Regions from separate parts of the Homo sapiens genome. Here region 2 is linked to region 1. A link is a contact called in ENCODE Hi-C or POLR2A ChIA-PET data. All regions are on one chromosome and are shown on one strand. Each heading gives the region's core, a stretch centred on a gene start or an enhancer-like site at or near the end of the contact. The rest is flanking DNA. Distances are from core to core; before and after follow the strand shown.

Evidence for each region. A loop is a pair of places that touch in the nucleus more often than their neighbours do. ChIA-PET counts read pairs that join two places held with the same protein, here RNA polymerase II (POLR2A). Pooled maps may share reads with other maps.
Region 2: a loop to region 1 is called in a map of naive thymus-derived CD4-positive, alpha-beta T cell, with 27 times the contacts of the local background. The contact joins the promoter of HAR1B here to the promoter of RPS21 in region 1. A Hi-C loop is called at or near these places in 1 of 168 maps with a recorded cell type or tissue (naive thymus-derived CD4-positive, alpha-beta T cell) and 4 of 50 pooled maps. POLR2A ChIA-PET finds 5 or more read pairs at or near these places in 1 of 52 experiments (WTC11).

What each region holds. Positions count from the first base shown.
Region 1 is chr20:62,382,518-62,388,352 of GRCh38, forward strand. RPS21 (ribosomal protein S21) reads left to right here and starts at 4,586. Exons shown (of 6, transcript NM_001024.4): 1 at 4,586-4,619; 2 at 4,804-4,871; 3 at 5,094-5,157; 4 at 5,326-5,397; 5 at 5,792-5,835. The coding sequence starts at 4,822. It overlaps RPS21-DT (RPS21 divergent transcript), which reads right to left and starts at 4,472. Exons shown (of 1, transcript NR_186459.1): 1 at 3,786-4,472. RefSeq lists enhancers at 500-679, 3,724-3,773, 4,052-4,743, 4,744-5,435 and silencers at 4,124-4,243, 4,674-4,863.
Region 2 is chr20:63,097,811-63,103,568 of GRCh38, forward strand. It overlaps HAR1B (highly accelerated region 1B), which reads right to left and starts at 4,509. Exons shown (of 3, transcript NR_152601.1): 1 at 4,305-4,509. It overlaps HAR1A (highly accelerated region 1A), which reads left to right and starts at 3,482. Exons shown (of 2, transcript NR_003244.2): 1 at 3,482-5,444; 2 at 5,745-5,758. RefSeq lists a silencer at 4,558-4,947.

The DNA of each region.
Region 1 (5,835 bases), core at 3,336-5,835:
CAAACCTGGGGTGACACTGGCAGTCAAAGTTATATATAGCAATTGCGGGGCAGAAGCAGGTGTGAGTGTGCTCTCAGGTGGATGCAGGGGCACTCAGAGACCCTGACTGGGATCACCCTGCAAAGGCAGCAACTGCTCTGAGCCGCTGGGGGCTGCTCTAGGATTCTGCAAAAAAGGCTCAGGCCGACGGTGTCTTCGAGTGCTAGGTCCTCCTGCCTCCTCAATCCCTCCTTCACACCTGCCCTCTGGCCCTTTCCCACGAGACCCACTGGAGGCCCAGTAAACAACTTACTGTACAGACAGCGGGTGGAGGGATGGAGGGGAGGGGCTCAGCTCCCTTCAGCCAGCCCCGTCCCTGCTCCAGCACTGCTCTCAGACACCACCTAGTGGCTTCTGGGGACAGTGCTGGTGGCCCCAAGCCTCCTGACAGGTAAGCAGTGCCACCTCCTCTGCAGGCCCCTGGAGGCTCTCCTGATGGAGCGACCCAGACGGCTTCCCTCGGGAGGACACTCCCCTCTCTGTTTTGGGGGTCTGCGATTTTGTACAGAAGGTTTTCTTAAAGAAGTGCTCATCCAGATTTCGTGGGCTCAGGAGATTTAGGTTGCAGAGGTTTCCCTTGAAGAACTCAGCCTTGGAGACCCGGCGCCCAGAGAGCGGACTTCAAGCTTTGTGTGAGTGAGTGCGTCCTAGAGTCTTGCCAAATAGCACCTATAGTCTCTGTAAAATTTTTGAGCTATAATTGATGCAAAATAAAATCCACTTTTTAAAGGATACAATTTGACGTTTTGACTTTTTTTTTTAAGACAGAGTCTTGCTCTGTCGCCCAGGCTGGAGTGCAGTGGCGTGATCTGAGCTCACTGCAAACCTCCGCCTCCCAGGTTCACGCCATTCTCCTGCCTCAGCCTCCTGAGTAGCTGGGACTACAGGAGCCCGCCACCATGCCCGGCTAATTTTTTGTATTTTTAGTAGAGACGGGGTTTCACCATGTTAGCCAGGATGATCTCGATCTCCTGACCTTGTGATCCACCTGCCTTGGCCTCCCAAAGTGCTGGGATTACAGGCATGAGCCACCGCACCTGGCCAATGTTTTGACTTTTATATGCAACTGTGAAACCATTGCCATCATCAAGACAGCATATACCTCCCATCACTCCCCGCGTTTCCTGTGTGTGTCTGTAATCCCATCATCAAGACAGCATATACCTCCCATCACTCCCTGCGTTTCCTGTGTGCGTCTGTAATCCCACTTGCTCACCACCCCACCCCAGGCAACCACCAACATGATTCCTGTCAGTTTTGATTGGTTTGCATTTTCTAGAGTTTATACAAATAAAATCACACAGTATGCTGTCTTTCGAGGGGGACGTACCATTATTTATCCATCTGCCTGTTGGTGTATGTGTGGATTGTTTCCATTTTTGGCTATGACACATAAAGCCTCGATGAACATTTCAGTACCAGTCTCCGAATGGACATATGTTTTCTTTCCTTTTTTTTTTTTTTTTTGAGACGGAGTCTCGCTCTGTCGCCCGGGCTAGAGTGCAGTGGCGAGATCTCGGCTCACTGCAACCTCTGCCCAACGGGTTCAAGTGATTCTCCTGCCTCAGCCTCTCCAGTAGCTGGGATTACAGGCGTGCACCATCAGGCCCAGCTAATTTTTGTATTTTTAGTACAGACAGGGTTTTGCCATGTTGGCCAGGTTGGTCTCCAACTCCTGACCTCAGGTGACCCACCCGCCTTGGCTTCCCAAAGTGCTGGGATTACAGGAGTGAGCCACTGCACCCAGCCTGGATACAGGTCTTTTATCAGATACAGGTTTTGAAAATATTTTCTGCCAGTCTGTGGCTTTCTTTCTTTCCTTCCTTTCTCTCTCTTTTTTTTTCTGGGTCTCCTGTCACCCAGGCTGGAGTTCTGTGGCATGATCATGGCTCATTGTAGCCTCCACCTCCTGGCTCAACTGATCCTCCCACCTCGGCCTCCTGAGCATCTGAGACTACAGACACACACCACTACATCCGGCCAATTTTTAAATTTTTTTGTAGAGGGGTTTCACCATGTTGCCCAGGCTGGCTGGCCTCAGACTCCTGAGGTCAAGCAATTGCCTGCCTCAGCCTCCCACAGTGCTAGGGTTACAGGCATGAGCCATCACTCCTGGCCTCTAATCTGCTTTTTTTGATGTGTCTTTGTCTGATTTGGGTATCAGGATAATACCGGCCTCATAAAATGATTGGAAGCATTCCCTCCTCCTCTATTTTTTGGAATAGTTTCAGTAGGATTGGTATTAGTTCTTTAAAAAATGTTTGGTAGGCCAGGTGTAGTGGCTCACGCCTGTAATCCCAGCACTTTGGGAGGCCAAGGCGGGCAGATCACGAGGTCAGGAGTTAAAGACCAGCCTGGCCAACATGGTGAAACCCCATCTCTACTAAAAATACAAAAATTAGCCAGGCGTGGTAGCAGACCCCTGTAATCCCAGCTACTCTGGAGGCTGAGGCAGGAGAATCGCTTGAACCTGGGAGGTGGAGGTTGCAGTGAGCCAAGACCGCACCACTGCACTCCAGCCTGGGAGACAGAGCAAGACTCCGTCTCAAACAAACAAACAAACAAACAAACAAACAAACAAAAACTAAGAATAGAGCTGCCATAAATAAAGCAATCCCACTGCTGGGCATATACCCAAAAGAAAGGAAATCAGTATATGAAAGAGATACCTGGCCGGGTGTGGTGGCTCATGCCTGTAGTCCCAGCTACTGAGGAGGCTGAGGCAGGAGAATCACTTGAACTCTGGGGGCAGAAGTTGCAGTGAGCCGAGATCGCACCACTGCACTCCAGCCTGGGTGACAGAGCGAGACTTTGTCTCAAAAAAAAAAGAAAGAAAGGAAGAGATACATGTGCTACGATGTTTATCACAGCACTATTATTTGTGGGAGCTAAAAATTAAAACAATTGAATTTGTGGAGACAGACAGTAGAAAGATGGTTACCAGAGGCTGGGAAGGGTAGAACAGTGGGAGGAGGGGGGCAAATGGGGATGGTTAATGGGTATAAAAAGACAGAAAGAATAAGACCTAGTGTTTGATAGCACAACAGGGTGTCTACAGTCAATAATGATTTAATTGCACATTTTAAAATGACTAAAAGAGTATAGTATTGGATTATTTGTAACGCAAAGGATAAATGCTTGAGGTGATGGATGCTCCATATACCCCATGTGATTACTACGCACTGCATGCCGGTATGAAAATATCTCATGTGCCCCATAAATGTACACACCCACTATGTACCCAAAAAATTAAACATAAAAAAACTTTTTTTTTTTGAGACGCAGTCTTGCTCTGTCGCCCAGGCTGGAGTGCAGTGGCGGGATCTCAGCTCACTACAAGCTCCGCCTCCCGGGTTCACGCCATTCTCCTGCCTCAGCCTTCCGAGTAGCTGGGACTACAGGCGCCTGCCACCACGCCCAGCTAATTTTTTGTATTTTTAGTAGAGATGGGGTTTCACCATGTTGGCCAGACGGGTCTCGAACTCCTGACCTCAGGTGATCCACCCACCTCCGCCCAAAGCGCTGGGATTACAGGCCTGAGCCACCGCACCTGGCCACTGAGTCTTAAGTTTTCTGAGGCTAGTTCTACATCCTAGGATCATGTCCCCCGCCCAGAGAAGACCCCAACATAGGCCGCGCTGCTCCCTCCGTCTACCGGTTTGGAGCTTCTCCTGGCAACAGGGTTCAGGCTACTAACAAGGCCTTCCTCAAGACCCCACCCATAACCAACGACCATACTTCGTGGGTCCATCTTTGTAACATCTTTACTTCCTTGGAGCAAATTCCCAGGAATGGGTTTTCGGGGTCCAAGGGTATGCACCTCTAGCACTACGACAAACGCGGCCAACACGCTTCAGGGAAACGGTGCCCCAGTTTGCATTCTGCTTCCCCTGCCCTGCCCTGGGGGTCTGACTGGTGAAACATGGGATGGCAGAGTGGTCGGGTGTTTCAGATTCCACGGTGGGCCGGGGTCTTTTCCTACCCTCGGGAGCCGTCTGAATTTCTCCTCTGCCGAGTTCCTGCGGGTGTCCTTCGCCCACCGGCCCGGGGGAGTGAGTAGCAGGCACCAGGTGAGCAGGCCTCCGCTCGCAGCGGCTACGTGCACGGGCAGGAGCACCGCCCCACGCCCCAGGTGGCCGCAGGGTGAGGGGACCGGAGGGCGGGAGGCGCACAATGGGGGGCACGCCCGTATCTCTAGCCCGGCCGGCAGCGGGCAGCGAGGCTCAGTCCTCGCCCCTTCTCCCAGCTGCTATTCGGGGCTCCCGAGGCGCTCAGAGGGGTCGACTGCGTCCGTGGGGCACAACCCAGGGGCCAGGCTAAGACGCCACACACGGCAACGACCCTCAACGACAACGACCCCCACGACGCCCCGCGCCCCAGGGCCAGCAGGCTGGGGTCCGAGAACCTCCTTGCCGGAAGCGGAAGTGCGTCACGGCGACGGCCGGCAAGCACGCACCGCGCAGACTCGCTGTGGTGGCGTGACCCGGAAGCGCTCGCCGAGGCCCCTCCTTGCCCGCCGATATCTCTGCCGGGTGACTAGCTGCTTCCTTTCTCTCTCGCGCGCGGTGTGGTGGCAGCAGGTGTGGCGCGCGGCGCGGGCTTCGGGCTCAGGGCTGGGGCTGGGGCGGGAGTGGGGGCTTGGACGCGGGGGACGGGGTGCGGGGTGCTGGGTGCGGCTGGGGCCGTGACCCTAGGGGCCGGTTTGCGCCGGGAGCCGGGGCACGGTTCCGGCCGTACTCACGGCGCCGCGCGGTGACTCCCCAGGCGCAGCCCAGCCTCGAAATGCAGAACGACGCCGGCGAGTTCGTGGACCTGTACGTGCCGCGGAAATGGTAAGCGCCCCCCACATGCCTCTCTTCCGTCCTTACCTAACCACCACGTCCCCTCGCCTGCCCTTGTTCCCCCACACCCCTCCCGTCCTTACCTCGTCACGTCCCTAACTTGTCCTGCCCCCGACGTTACTCTTTTCCATTCATATACCCCCAACCTCCCTCGTCCCCTCTTTCATTCTTACCGCCCAAGTCCCCTCTGCTCACTGCGCCCTTTCTCCACAGCTCCGCTAGCAATCGCATCATCGGTGCCAAGGACCACGCATCCATCCAGATGAACGTGGCCGAGGTGAGCTGGGAGCCCGGGAGGCGGGAAGGTTGTGATATATGTGCGGGAAAGGCAGGCTGTCCCATTGTGGAGGAGCCCCTGGGGTGAAGGTACAGGCAGAGGCTGGCTTTGAGGATTGGTGTTTCCCAAACCTGGGGGAGTGGTTTGTGACCCTTCTTCTCTTTCTAGGTTGACAAGGTCACAGGCAGGTTTAATGGCCAGTTTAAAACTTATGCTATCTGCGGGGCCATTCGTAGGATGGTGAGTGTTTCCCTGGGCTTTGCTCATCACTTCGGGACATCGTGGACTTTACCGTGCGCATTGGAGTGTGTGATGGTGCCTGAGTAGATCTGCTGGCAGAGTAGTTTGAGCCAGCTGGACTGGGCTGGCCGCCTGCCGCTTCTTGAGGGTGGAAGAGGGGTGCTCTGAGAAGACACTCAGGCAGCAGACTCTGCCTCTCACTAGGAGGTGCCCCCCCGACCCCGCTCCACCATAGTCAGGCTGCAGGCTGCCCCGGGAGAGGTGGCTCCCCTTCTGCGCCTGTCTCCATTCGCTCAGCGGGGGAGAGACGTGGGCTGGTGGCACAGCTGACCTTCTGCCATCTCAGGCAGCCGGAGTGGAAATATTCTTAGTGTGCTTTTTTTTTTTTCTTAAGGGTGAGTCAGATGATTCCATTCTCCGATTGGCCAAGGCCGATGG
Region 2 (5,758 bases), core at 3,259-5,758, 720 kb after region 1:
CCTGGGGGAGTTTCCTAACTCCTCTTCCTCTGAAGGCCAGGCCTGGGAGAATGAATTCTCCAAGCACCCACCCTCACTGTACCACGGCAGGTTAGAGAATGCGGACAGAGCTGCTTGGCTGCACACCTTGGGGGGGCGTCACCCTCTTTTTAGCCTCAGTTTCCCCATCTGTGCAGTGGGTACCAGAGAGGACTTTACACAGAGGCTGTGCATTCCCTTTTTTTTAATTTTTTTTTTTTGAGTCAGAGTCTCGCTCTGTCGCCCAAGTTGGAGTGCAGTGGCGCGATCTCGGCTCACTACAACCTCCGCCTCCTGGGTTCCAGCGATTCTCCTGCCTCAGCCTCCTGAGTAGCTGGGATTACAGGCGCACATCACCATGCCCGGCTAATTTTTTGTATTTTTAGTAGAGACAGGGTTTCCCCATGTTGGCCAGGCTGGTCTCGAACTCCTGACTTCATGATCCACCTGCCTTGGCCTCCCAGAGTGCTGGGATTACAGGCATGAGCGACCGTGCCCTGACTGAGGCTGTGCATTCCCTAACAGAGGGGGACGTCTGGCTGCCCCCACAAAACAGCAGCTCTGAGCATGTCTAAGGTCAGCCCCTCCCTGCTTTCCTTTTCTCCCTGATCAAATTCATGTGGCTTCCACTCAGCCCCTTCTTCCGGCTCTTACTTAGGAATGCAGATCTACCCCAAACCCCAACACACACTGGAACCCTCAAGGTCCCATCCTACTGAAAGCCAGGTAGCCGGTGCAGTGAGCAATGGACAGATGGATGGATGATGGATGGTGGATGGATGATGGGTAGATGGAGGAATGCATGATGGATGAATGAATGAATAGATTAATGGATGAATTGAGTAGATAGATGAATTGATGGATGGATGATGGATGGATAAATGAATGGATGATGGATGAATAGATTAATAGATGAATGAATGAGTGGATGGATGGATAGATGGGTGAATGCATGGATGGATCATGGATGATGGATGGATGACAGATGCATGGAAGGATAGATGAATGAAAGAATGGGTGAATGGATTAATAGATGAATGAATGAGTGGGTGGATGGATAGATGGGTGAATGCATGGATGGAACATGGATGATGGATGGATGACAGATGCATGGAAGGATAGATGAATGAAAGAATGGGTGAATGGATTAATAGATGAATGAATGAGTGGGTGGATGGATAGATGGGTGAATGCATGGATGGATCATGGATGATGGATGGATGACAGATGCATGGAAGGATAGATGAATGAATGAATGGGTGAATGAATTAATGGATGGATGAATGGATGACAGGCTCTCCATGAGCCGCTCTGCTCTCCTCCATGGCCTCCTGCTCACTGGCCCCTATATCTCACATCCTACTTCCAGTTTAATGGAGACAAGAGTGTCCTCCCCAACCCAAGTTCTCACCCCCATCCCTTCCTCCCTCAGACCCACCTGGAAGAGCTGCTTCTCTTCTCTTGTAGAAGTCTCCCATCCCAAGGAGGTGCCTGGTCTTTCCCCTCAGGAAGGCACCTGGTCCTTCTTCCTCCCTTCCCTCCTGGGAGACATCTGGCCCTTCACCTCCCCCTGCCCCTTCACCTCCTATCAAGGCAGCTCCCTCAGTATTTTCTGCAGACCTTGTTTGTCTCCTGTGACGTTCATACCCTCCCGTTCCCACAGACATTCTTCCATGTCCAGCCCAGACAGAAGGAGGTCCCCCCCTGCCGGATGGATGATTGAGGCTGCCTGTGTGTACACGTATGACTGAGCAATGGACGGAGGTGTCTGTGTGCAGCAGGCATGTGGCACGACCTCGGAAGAGGGAACAAGACAAGATGTCCCCCAAGGTGCCCATGAGGACCCTCCCTGGGCAGCTGGACTCCAGCCCACCTTGGGCTGCAGTGTGCATTGGGGGTGGGGCCAAAGACCCCTCCACATAGAGAAGGCAGCCAAAGGGAGGAGGGAGTGGTCAGAAAAGGTTGTCTCAGCCAGGGAGCGGCTCCACCCTCTCCTGAGGACGCCTGACCTCAGACGTCAGCTCCCGTTAGAGACCCCCGTATACCCCCTGCCTAGAGCCAAACTCTGAGAGTCTCTGGATGGACTGAGGGGTGGGACAAGGAAAAAAAGGAAGGAGGGAGGGAGAGAAGCAGCAAGGAGGGGTCGCCTGGCCCGGCTCCCCCAGTGAGGAAAGGGGCTGTGGCACAGAGATTCCATCTGCAGGGCTGGGGGCAGCCGAGAATGGCACCTCCAACGCCCACGGCAGGGGCCCACCCGCCTGCCTCCTCCGGGACCACCGGGCCTGGCTCCTCTCACAGACTCTTTGAGAGCGTATTTGTGAAACGTAGCATATTGTGGGTGATTAGATTTAAATTTCAATACACTTTGTTAAAAATAGAGTTGGCTCTCGCCAAGAGGAGGCCGCAGGAAGGGGCTCTCAACGGCTCGTCTTTGGAATATTAATAGTATGGAAATGTTATTAGAATAATTTTTCATCATGAATAATAAATTAATGGAATAATTCGGCAGCGCCACGTGACATACCCTGCTAAGAGGGGCTTTGTTTTAACAGAATGGGGAGGGTGGGTTTGGGGTGTGGGGGAGGGCAGAGCTGGGGGAGGGTCCGCCCAGGGCAGGCGGGGTTGGGTGGAAGTGAGTGAGGTGCCTGAAGAGATGAAGGCTCCGGAGGCATTTGGGGAGGAGGACAGAGACCTGGGACCAAGTCCTCAGGCACTTTTAGCTTCATGTCTCAGCCAGGGTTCTGGCCCTGGCCGGCTCCTTCCCACAGAAAAGCTGGGAAGAGATCTTGGTAGGTGTCCGGCCCCACACACCATCCTGCTGGGGGTGGCTGGGTTGGACTTCACCATCCCCACAGCCCTGCAGCCTCCCCTCCTGCATCTTTCTCCTTGGTAAATGCCAGGAACCTCAAAAGCACCCAGAGGCCCAGAGAAATTGAGCACACAGGGGTGGGGAATTCAAGAGCAGGAGCTGTTTCTAGGGCCCCAGGGGCAGGGCCAGGGTCTCCTGGTCATTTCTGTGCTCGGGACCCCTGCTGCACCTGAGCTCACTGTGGAAACTGCCTGAGGGGGCCACACGGAGCTGATGGGGACAAGCATGCAGGGTGGGCACCCTTGTGGGCTCAGCTTGGTCCAGGGTGTCCACTGGGGGACGGGGAGGGAGATGGAGCACCAGGGAAGAAGCGTCTCTTCATGTGGTCAGCGCCCCCTCCTTCTCCCCACTCCCTCCTTTTGCCTCCCTTCCTGCTGCTGCCTGCACGGTGAGAACAGAGATGAGATGGCCCCTGCCCGGGAGCAGTCAGCGGCACCACAACCCTCCCAGGCCAACCCAGCTCCTGACAGAGAGGGAGGGAGGCAGCCTGGGGCTGGGGGCCCTGGCAGCAGTGGCACACGGAGTGTGCACATGGATCCTAGTCAGCCTTTTGCAGGGCGCTGAAGCCAGTGGGGGCCCCCAGGGAGGTTTTGGGGGAGTGTTGAGGGGGCCTGAAGGGTTCCGCTCCTCCCACCCAGGGAACCGCCATGCCACTAGTGGGCTGTCCTGGAGACTCGGGGAGAAAGCACACAGGCTGTCGGGAAAGGTGGGTCGCAGGCGGGCAGGGCAGCCCTGCTGTACTGATGGGCAGGCGCTGGGTGGGTGGAAGGCAAAGCCATCAGGTCATCCCCCTCTCTGTCCCTGCATTGGGCCAACCAGGTGTGTCAGGAGGATATTTGACCATTCCTGAGAGGCACATTCTCTCTCTCTCTCTCTCTCTCCCTCTCTCTCTCTCCCTCTCTCTCTCCCTCTCTCCCTCTCTCTCCCTCTCTCTCCCTCTCTCTCCCTCTCCCTCTCTCTCTCCCTCTCCCTCTCTCCCCCCTCCCTCTCCCTCCCTCTCCCCCTCTCCCTCTCCCTCTCTCCCCCTCCCTCTCTCTCCCTCTCTCTCCCTCTCTCTCCCCCTCTCTCTCCCTCCTCTCTCTGTCACACACATTTGCACATCCTGCAGTGTGAATGGAGTATGAATGTGTGTGGTAGGCGACAGCTGTGTGTGTACGTCCGGGTGCGTGTGTGCGTGTGTACATGTGAGCGTGTGTGCACGTGAGTTAGAGCCTGAGTGTCCCCTGCGTGGGTTAGTGTGTGCGCCCGCCCGGTGCCCTCCGTCTTGGGAGTCTGGGCTGCTGCTCCGCGGGCTCTGGAGCCGGCGCTCCCCACGAGCCCGGACTCTCCGCCGCGCCCGGGAGCTGCGCAATCGGCTGCTAAGACGCCGGCGCCACCGGCTGGGCCCTGTTCTCCCCTCTCTTTTCTACAGTCTTACCCGCAGCTGACAGGGTTCGAAAGAGCATGAAACGGAGGAGACGTTACAGCAACGTGTCAGCTGAAATGATGGGCGTAGACGCACGTCAGCGGCGGAAATGGTTTCTATCAAAATGAAAGTGTTTAGAGATTTTCCTCAAGTTTCAAATGAGGCGAATCCCGTTTTCCGCGATGCTGCAGCGCGCGGGTTTTAACCGCAGGGTCACGCGGAACGCCGCGCCGCGCGACTGTGCCTCGGTCTCTGCGCCCGGCTCTCCCTCCGGTCCGCAAGAGGAGGAAGGCCCGCGGCGTGCCGAGGTCAGCGGCGCGGAGCCACCAGGCGAGACGGTCACGGACGCCTGAACCGAGGTCACCGAGGCCACGGGGCCGGGAGGCCCTCAGCAGAGCCCGGGGGCTCCGCACCTCAAGGCCGGCCAGGAAGAAACAGCAGCAGGAGCCCAGGGCGCCCCGGGGAGCCCCCGACACGCGGGCCGAGCGCCCAGAGCGGCCCAGGCCCTCGCGAGGAGACCGGCCTCCCCAGGGCGGGGCTTCCGACTCGGGCGCCCGTGAGCCCCGGAGGCGGCGCGAAGGGGCAGAGTCCGCGTTTCTAACCAGCCCCCGGGTGGGCGGTGGCCCGCGCGGCACGGTGGGCGCGAGCGCCGTGGGCTGGGGCCGGCCTGGGCTTTCAGGGCGAGGGCTTTCCGCGCCGGCCCCAGCCCACCCGGCCCCGCTGCGCGCCCCTCACGCTGCAGCCTGGGAACCTGGGCCGGGAGCTGCGGGCCGCTCCGGGGAAGCGGGCCTGACCTCCCCTCCCCACCGCCGCCCCTGCGGTGAGATCCTGCCTGCCGGGGCGCAGGGGCCCGCGGTTGGGCTCCGGGAGACGGAAGAGGCCCCACAGCTCGGGCCCCACGCAGTGGACGCTGCCACTTAATTTTGGCGTAATTGATGTCAAGGCGGGTGCCCGGGCCCCCAGTGAAATGCCTCATGAACTCGCTGCGAGGAACGGCGCTCCACGCGGTGCACGGTGGCCAATCAGAGCTGCCGCTTCTGATGGAGGCTGAGCCGGCTGGGGAGGCGTCTTGGCCAAGAACCAGCCCCAGCCTCGCTCAGGGCCCCAACCCGCAGACCATGTAATTAAGCTGCGTTCTGCAGCCAGGGCAAGGTGCGGAGGGGCCTGTTTCTAGCATTGGGGAGGAGGAAGTGGGGAGGAGGGAGCGGGGAGGAAGGAGTGGGGAGGAGGGAGCGGGGAGGAAGGAGGAGTGGGGAGGAGGGAGCGGGGAGGAGGGAGCGGGGAGGAAGGAGTGGGGAGGAGGGAGCGGGGAGGAAGGAGGAGTGGGGAGGAGGGAGCGGGGAGGAAGGAGGAAGGAGCGGGGAGCAGAGGAGCAGAGCGGGAGGGAGGATCGTCGTGCAGGGGGCCTTTGTGGATGAGGCTGGGATGTCCCTGCCCCTCCGTTCCCTCCAGAGTCTCAGCTCTGA